Regions from separate parts of the Homo sapiens genome. Here region 2 is linked to region 1. Evidence: chromatin contacts called from ENCODE Hi-C or POLR2A ChIA-PET data. All regions are on one chromosome and are shown on one strand. Each heading gives the region's core, a stretch centred on a gene start or an enhancer-like site at or near the end of the contact. The rest is flanking DNA. Distances are from core to core; before and after follow the strand shown.

Region 1 (3,991 bases), core at 382-2,881:
TGAGCGACAGGGTAAGACCCTGTCTCAAAATAAATATAATACAGGCCAGGCACTGTGGCTCACGCCTGTAATCCCAGCACTTTGGGAGGCTGAGGCAGGCAGATCACGAGGTCAGGAGATCGAGACCATCCTGGCTAACACGGTGAAACCCCATCTCTACTGAAAATGCAAAAAATTAGCCAGGCGTGGTGGCACGTGCCTGTAGTCCCAGCTACTCGGGAGGCTGAGGCAGGAGAATTGCTTGAACCCAGGAGGCTGAGGTTGCAGGGAGCCGATATGGTGCCACTGCACTCCAGCCTGGGTGACAGAGCGAGACTCCGTCTCAAAATAAATATAATATAATATAATATAATATAATATAATATAATATAATATAATATAATATATAAAATTGGCCAGGCGTGGTGACACACATTTGTTGTCCTTGCCACTTGGGAGACCGAGGTGGGAGGATCACTGGAGCCCAAGAGTTCAGGGCTGAAGTGAACCATGATGCCGCCACTGCACTCCAGCCTGGGTGACAGAGTGACATCCTGTCTCTCAAAAATAAAAAATGTATATATTTTACAAAAATGTAAGTAAATACAAAGTCCCAGAAGGACGCAGGTGGTACCTAGGTGGCCAGATGCTTCAGGACTTTTCTACTCCAGGATGGATAGATGGGCCAAGTAAGAAGCAGGACCCAGATCACAGCAAGGAGCAAAATTTATGGGACGCTAAAAATGTCGCCAATCAAGATTAATTAATATTAATCTAACAATATTTAAGATAACTAACATTTAAGGCAATTTTAATACGCTTATTAATATTTAAAGCTATTTTAAAAATATCCGCAAACGAGGGCCCAAGGGCTGGCGCCTGATTTTGTAAATAAAGTTTCACTGGACGTTCCAGCAAGCATCTGTCTACTCAATAACCAGACTCCAGCATCCGCAATACCAAATGGCACCGTGTGTGTCCGTCGCTAGAAGCCACTTCCTCCACCCAAGTTAAAAAAAAAAAAAAAGGCCCCAAATAAGCTGAGAGACGAAGAAAAGATCGTTTCTCCGCAGGCTGCCAGGGGTTTCAGAGACGCTGAAGAGCAGGGACAGAAAGAAGTCTGCGGTGGCCCCCACCGGCCCTCGGCACCCACATTCTATCCGGCTAACCAGCTCCTGCCGCTTTAAATCCGGGAGGCTCGGTGGCGCAGGGCAAGCAGTTGCCCGGGGAGACCAACGCACAACAGAGGCTCGCGCTCGCGAGAGCCGACCGGGGCCGCGGCCAAAGAGCTGGCTGTAATCCCGCCTCCCGCCAGCCATGGCCCACTTGCGCTCGCCTAGCGGCTTCGGAGACCCGGGGAAGAAGGACCAGAAGGAGTCAGAGGAGGAGTTAGAGGAGGAGGAGGAGGAGGAAGAGGTGGAGGAGGAGGAGGAAGAGGTGGAGGAGGAGGAGGAAGAGGTGGAGGAGGAGGAGGAGGAGGTGGTGGAGGAGGAGTTGGTGGGGGAAGAGCAGGAGTTGGAGGCCCCTGAGACGTTCAGCGAAGAGTACCTCTGGAAGGTCACGGACATCGGTGACTACGACGACGACTTCCCAGACGTGCGCCCCCGCTTAGCCAGCATCGTCAGCCCTAGCCTGACCTCTACGTTCGTGCCCAGCCAGAGCGCGACCAGCACTGAAACGCCGAGCGCAAGCCCACCCTCCAGCACCTCCTCGCATAAAAGTACCGCCCCCGACCCACCCCTTCCTCGAGGGTTTCTCGTCTCCAGGGGGCACCTGGTCCACCCACTCCTGGGTGGTGCCTTCGTCGACCTGCGCGTCGTGCCTGATTTCTAAATGCATGCACCATTCCACACACCTAATCTCTCTCACGCCCTTGTCAGAGACACTGAACCCTTGGCTGAGCTGTTGTGATGAGGCACGATTTAGGATATAGGCGAAACACCATAAAAGTTGAACTTGGGCATGGCTGTATGAAGTGCTTTTTTTTTTTTAGACAAGAGTCTCGCTCTGTCGCCCAGGCTGGAGTGCAGTGGCTGCAGCCTCGACCTCCTGGGCTCAAGCCTCCCACCGCAGCCTCTCGAGTAACTGGAACTACAGGCACACGCCACCACACCCAGCTAATCTGGCGTCTCACTATGTTGCCCAGGCTGCTGGGAGTGCTCATTTTTATAACATTTTTGCGTGCATTCACACCGTGACATCTCTCTCTCTCTCTCTCTCTGTTCCCCCTCCCCTCCCTCTTCCTCCCCTCCCTCTCCCCTCCCCCTCTCTTTCTCTCTCCCTCTCTCTCTCTCTCACAGACACACACACACACACACACACACACTCATATTATTTCCAGAGAAGTGCCTTAAGGGTGCTGTACTACTGAAACAGTCCTGCAAAAAAAAAAAACAACTCTCTTTTGTGTTTAACATCCTGTGCTGAAGCCACTCCAGTCACTTCCTTGAAAAAAGAAGCAGAGAAGTCTTCTAGAGTAGGCTTCTCAAGCTCTAGTGTTGACATTTTGGTCTGGATAATTCTTTGTTGGGGAGGATTGGGGACTGTCCTGTGAATTACAGGATATTTGGCAGCATCCCTGTCCTCTACCCGTGGCTGTGCTAGAAGCACACATCCTTGCGATGATCAAAAATGTCTCCAGGCCGGGCGCGGTGGCTCACGCCTGTGATCCCAGCACTTTGGGAGGCCTAGGCGGGCAGATCACGAGGTCGGGAGATCGAGACCATTCTGGCTAACATGGTGAAACCCCGTCTCTACTAAAAATACAAAAAATTAGCCGGGCGTGGCGGCGTGCGCCTGTAGTCCCAGCTACTTGGGAGGCTGAGGCAGGAGAATAGCGTGAACCCGGGAGGTGGAGCTTGCAGTGAGCCAAGATCGCGCCATTGCACTCCAGCCTAGGCGACAGAGCGAGACTCCGTCTCAAAAAAAAAAAAAAAAAAAAAAAAGTCTCCAGACATTGCCATGTGTTCCTGGGGGGGGTAGAATTGACCTTTTGATTTAGAGGGAATAGCTGATTTTTAAATGTTTCATTCAACAGGTTTCCCTAAAATATTTCAGACATTTAGGAAAGACATGTCTGAAATGAGTATAGATAGGTAAGAAAATGTTTTCAAATTTCACATTTTTTGAACCCAATAATGTTTACCTTTTGGATAAACATGTTAGGAAGTAGAGTAAAATAATCCAGGGCATTTGTGACTTACTTATTTTAAAAAGTTTTTTTTAAATATACACTGGTAGACACTTTGAAAGAGATAAAGGTTCCCACTTATCCCCAGCTTATTACCTAGCTCTAGAGATTACATGTCCACTTATCAATGTAACATGAAAGAATAACTATATATGCCATGTGTGCAATTGTAAGTGCTTGAGAATTTTGAATATAGCTTTTATTGGCTAAATGCAAGAGTGACCAGGGACGCCTTTTGTGGAAGAGAGTGGAAATAATAGCTTTTCCTTTTTCCTCTCTCTCTCTTCTTTTTCTTGTTATTGCTATTAGCCTTCAGGCACTTTAACTATAGTAAGAAGATACCAGTGAAATGCCTTCTGGAACATCTTTGTAAATATTCCCTGAAATCTCACACCAAACCTGAGTCAATGATCTTGAATTATTAGTTACCCTAACTTTGCTTTTGTAAGCAACTTTTGAATTCTTAAGTCTAAGGAGAATTGTTCTGTCTCACTTACATGTTTTTAGTTATCCTTTTAATTCAATTTGTAATAAAGATAATGTATACATGTGGTTAAAAAAATCAAACTACACAAAGGTATAAAAATGAAAATCTCATGCCCTTCTTCACCCCCACTCCCACTCACCTTCAGTTTTGTTTCCATTATTTAAAATGACATTTTCATTTCTTGGTTTATCAATTTCTGACATGTGTATTGAATTCCCACCTCTCCACTTTGGTAGTTATATTATTTTTAGTTTTTCTAACATTTAGGACTTCGAGGTATTTAAACCTCTACTTCTTGATTCATCAATTTTAGTATCTATTGACTATAATGAAAA
Region 2 (3,991 bases), core at 818-3,317, 68 kb after region 1:
GGTGAGTCGGGTCCCAATTACTTCAAGTCCCTTTGCAATGTGTTTCTTTAATCTTTTAACTAAATGAGTTTCAGAAATTTCTGAGAAGGGGAAAAGAATGGGGAATTGCAACTCCATCATAAGGGACCCTTGAGAAATCTGCCGTCACTGTTCATTATCTTCCCAGAGAAGGACAAGTAAGTGCATCATGCCATCTTGGCTGGGGTGGGAGGGAGCATCCTATATATTGTATACCAGGCAGCCCGTATGCCTTGCCAGATTTCAGCAAGATAAGATGTCTAGGTCCTACTCATGCTTGTATTGAATGAGAATTTGGAGGTTCTCATTCAGTTCACAAGGGTAATCAGTTTAATTTCTATCATACAGGCTGGGCGCTGTGGCTCACACTTGTAATCCCAGCACTTTGGGAGACTGGGCTTGGCAGATCACCTGAGGTTAGGAGTTCGAGCCCAGCCTGACCAATATGGAGAAACCCCCATCTCTACTAAAAATACAAAAAATTAGCCGGGCATGGTGGTGCATGCTTGTAATCCCAACTACTCGGGAGGCTGAGGCAGGAGAATCGCTTGAACCTGGGAGCCGGAGGTTGCAGTGAGCCGAGATCGCGCCATTGTACTTCAGCCTGGGCAACAAGAGTGAAACTCCGTCTCAAAAAAAAAAAAAAAAAAAAATTCTACCTTACAATTTTCCTTGGTATAAGGAAAATTCATCCTCTAAGTGAATATCTAGGATCAGTGTCCTTCCTGAAATAAATACTCACAGTGTATTGTCCCTAGAGATCAAAGTCAGGATTGACTGGTCCACAAAACACAAGGATACTTCTCAGAAAAACAAGAAAGAATAATCACATTAAACCACTAGGCTCTTTAATTGCAATGAATCTTATATTCTCAGGGCAGGAAAAAGGCTCCTTAGCCAATGAGCAGAAAATAGACGACAAAAAAATGTAAATGTTACCCAAAGTTTAAAAGCTAAATTGGGAAGATGAGACTAGATTTAAGAAGGATAATTCTAATGGAGTATAGGTTTCAGCATGACAAAAGAAAACTCAGAGGATAGAAGGGGAATGTAACCACAAAAGTTGACATTAATTTTTAAATTGAATATATTACTTATAAATTATTAATCCAAGGCCAAAGATGTCTGGAGTGCGATGCTGAAAGTGCCCACAATGCTTTTGTTAGAACCTCTACCTCTTCATCCTCCTCTCCGCCCACCATAGCCTCAGTGCAGACAGATTCACCCCTAAAAGCCAGATCTGATCTGATGGCTCATCAACTCAGAAACTCTCCTTGGCTATCATCTATAGAAAGTAGTCCAATTCCTCACCTCAGCTGTCAATGCCCGCAGGCTGTTTCCCAGCACATCTCCCTCCACCCGCACCAATATATACTACGGTCCAGCCCCCTTCCCTATAGGAATTATCACAGAAACCCTGTGCTTCTGCTTTCTCATCCCTGAAGTGCTGCTCCTCCTGTGCACTGTCCCCATTTATGGAAAATTATATACTCAAGCATCTAGAACCAATGCTCCCTTCTGCTCCTATAGGCCTCATGAGGCTTCTTATCGTTTTGCTGTAAGATTTTTATGATTCTCTCCTCTGCTATACCATATGCACTTTGAATGCAGGAATTGTGCCACACATCTTCACAACTGTTACCCCCCACGGTACCTAGCACATAGCAATCCCTCCAGAAATGCTCTCAAGAAGCTAAATGGAAACAATATTCTGGAGAAGTTGGAAAATTAAATAGGATTGACTTTCAAACTGTAAATTTGCTTGGTCCTCAGTAAAGATTCCAAAGCTGTTTCCCACCCCTCAGTCAGCCTAAGTGAAGGTGAAAGCTCGGAGGATTAACACAAGTTATTTTCACTGTTGGAAGACATTTCTGAAATCTACTGATCTGGAATGTTAATCACCTCTTACCATCCAACTCATTAACACAAATGCTTTGAAAGAAAATAAATAAACTACACTAAAACCAGTCTTTTTTTTTTTTTTTTTGGTCACATTTCAAAGCTGCCTCTCACCACAGTTCACATTCTCACACAAGTTCAAAGAAAACAGGAAGTGCCCTAGAAACACTGAGAACCCTCTTTCTTTGTGTCCTCTGGGGTAGTCCACTAGCCACTTAAAGCCCCAAAAGTAGTTCTTTGGCTTTTTTCTCTAATCAAAAGAAGAAAAGAGCTAATAAGAGATATTTCCCTTTGTTGGTTTGTTATCCTTGACAATCTTTCCCACTAAAACGTTTGTTACCTTGAATTTAGCCTTTTATTTCATTATTGGAATGAAAAGCTTCCTCTGTTTGTTTTAAGCATAAATATGGAAAAACTACTCACAGAGGCAAGGAAGACTGCTTGAAATGACACTAAGCCTCCTTAACAGCTTTCAGCCTTTCAGAGTGGCTAGGAAACAAGCACTGCCCTCTCCCCGTCTGGGGACCGATTAGGATAAGACTCTTCCACCCCAGGCCCCAGCTAGCGGTGGTGGTTAAGAACAGGACCATTACAGGACCCAAAGAGGCCACTCTGCATGAGCCTGGAGAGTAAAACCCCGGTTGAGAACAACTGCCTTAACCATATTCATTCAGTCAGTCAACGTATGGAACCACAATTTTAGCCTTCCTCAAGACTGTTTTCAGCATGTTTCTCATTACTTTGTACGGTATTTAACTGCTTTTCTGGTACCGTAACTTTGTGTATTATTTTAAAACTCATTATCTTCATTTTCCATATAATCTTCCCACATGCATTTTCTGGATACAAAGCTCCGGAAACACATCTTCTTCTGTTACTGCAATAATCCTTTTTTTTTTTTTTTTGAGACGGAGTCTTGCCCTGTCGCCCAGGCTGGAGTGCAATGGCACGATCTCGGCTCACTGCAAGCTCTGCCTCCTGGGTTCATGCCATTCTCCTGCCTCAGCCTCCTGAGTAGCTGGGACTACAGGCGCCTGCCACCACGTCCGGCTAATTTTTTGTATTTTTGGTAGAGACGGGGTTTCACCGTGTTAGCCAGGATGGTCTCGATCTCCTGACCTCATGATCCGCCTGCCTCGGCCTCCCAAAGTGCTGGGATTACAGGCGTGAGCCACTGTGCCTGGCTTATGTTACTGCAATAATCCTTAAGCAGAAGGCTGTACTACACATTATCTAGAAAACTTATACAAATTTGAAGAAGATGACTCTATAATGATCACCTTATTTCTTAAGATGCTGTCCACACATACACACACACATTCCTCCACGCATTCCTCCAAACCCATGGGGAATAAGATGCCGGGGTTACACGCAGCCTCAGGAGAAACAAATTTCCCGAGCATCCATTTTGCTTAAAGATTTAGGGAGTTAAGAACAATAAAACAACATTTTTATATTAAACCCAGCAATGAACAATTTGAAATAAAATGATTTTTGGCATGAATTTTAAAATGAGACATCAACAAAATTGTGTTTTGCAATGGGCCACATTAGGCCATGGTCCCAGGCAGGCCAGTGCTTCAGCAAAGTTGAGATCTAGTTGAACACAGCATTTCACCAAATTAAAATGGCAAGAGCGTTGAGAGAACATGTGATCCAAACTGCACCTGAGAAGCAGGTGTGCTGTTTTTTTTTTTTTTTTTTTTGAGATGGAGTCTTGCTCTGTCGCCCAGGCTGGAGTGCAGTGGCACGATCTTGGCTCACTGCAACCTCTGCCTCCTGGTTCAAGCGATTCTCCTGCCTCAGCCTCAGCTGGGACTACAAGGCATGCGCTCCCACGCCTGGCTAATTTTTGTATTTTTAGTAGAGATGGGGTTTCACCTTGTTGGCCAGGCTGGTCTCGAACTCCTGACCTCAGGTGATCCACCCACCTCAGCCTCCCAAAGTGCTGGGATTACAGACGTGAGCCACTGAGCCCGGCCAGGTGTGCTGTTTTTAAACTTACCTTACACGTGAGGTAGCCATCTTGCCTGGGACACATAGCTAGTAATCTCTGTGTGTTTTCAATTCTCAT

What was found. Hi-C counts contacts between places; a loop is a spot of excess contacts on that map. ChIA-PET counts read pairs that join two places held with the same protein, here RNA polymerase II (POLR2A). Pooled maps may share reads with other maps.
Region 2: a loop to region 1 is called in a map of natural killer cell, with 4 times the contacts of the local background. The contact joins the enhancer-like site here to the promoter of ERICH6-AS1 in region 1. A Hi-C loop is called at or near these places in 4 of 168 maps with a recorded cell type or tissue (CD4-positive, alpha-beta memory T cell, CD8-positive, alpha-beta T cell, adrenal gland and 1 more), 5 of 37 single-sample maps with no recorded cell type and 12 of 50 pooled maps. POLR2A ChIA-PET finds 5 or more read pairs at or near these places in 17 of 52 experiments (AG04450, B cell, CD4-positive, alpha-beta T cell and 14 more).

The regions. Positions count from the first base shown.
Region 1 is chr3:150,701,204-150,705,194 of GRCh38, reverse strand. It overlaps ERICH6-AS1 (ERICH6 antisense RNA 1), which reads right to left and starts at 1,631. Exons shown (of 3, transcript NR_121675.1): 1 at 1,528-1,631. ERICH6 (glutamate rich 6) reads left to right here and starts at 1,275. Exons shown (of 14, transcript NM_152394.5): 1 at 1,275-1,699; 2 at 3,017-3,074. The coding sequence starts at 1,297. RefSeq lists enhancers at 1,080-1,169, 1,320-1,399.
Region 2 is chr3:150,633,752-150,637,742 of GRCh38, reverse strand. No RefSeq gene overlaps it. Among named protein-coding and RNA genes, the nearest start is that of SELENOT, 32 kb to the right of the region's middle. RefSeq lists a silencer at 2,327-2,621. Within about 2 kb of position 2,067, at least 3 of the 41 ENCODE cell types and tissues checked have a DNase peak (open chromatin) inside an H3K27ac peak, as active enhancers do; they include CD4-positive, alpha-beta T cell, CD8-positive, alpha-beta T cell and natural killer cell, where a contact is called at or near this core.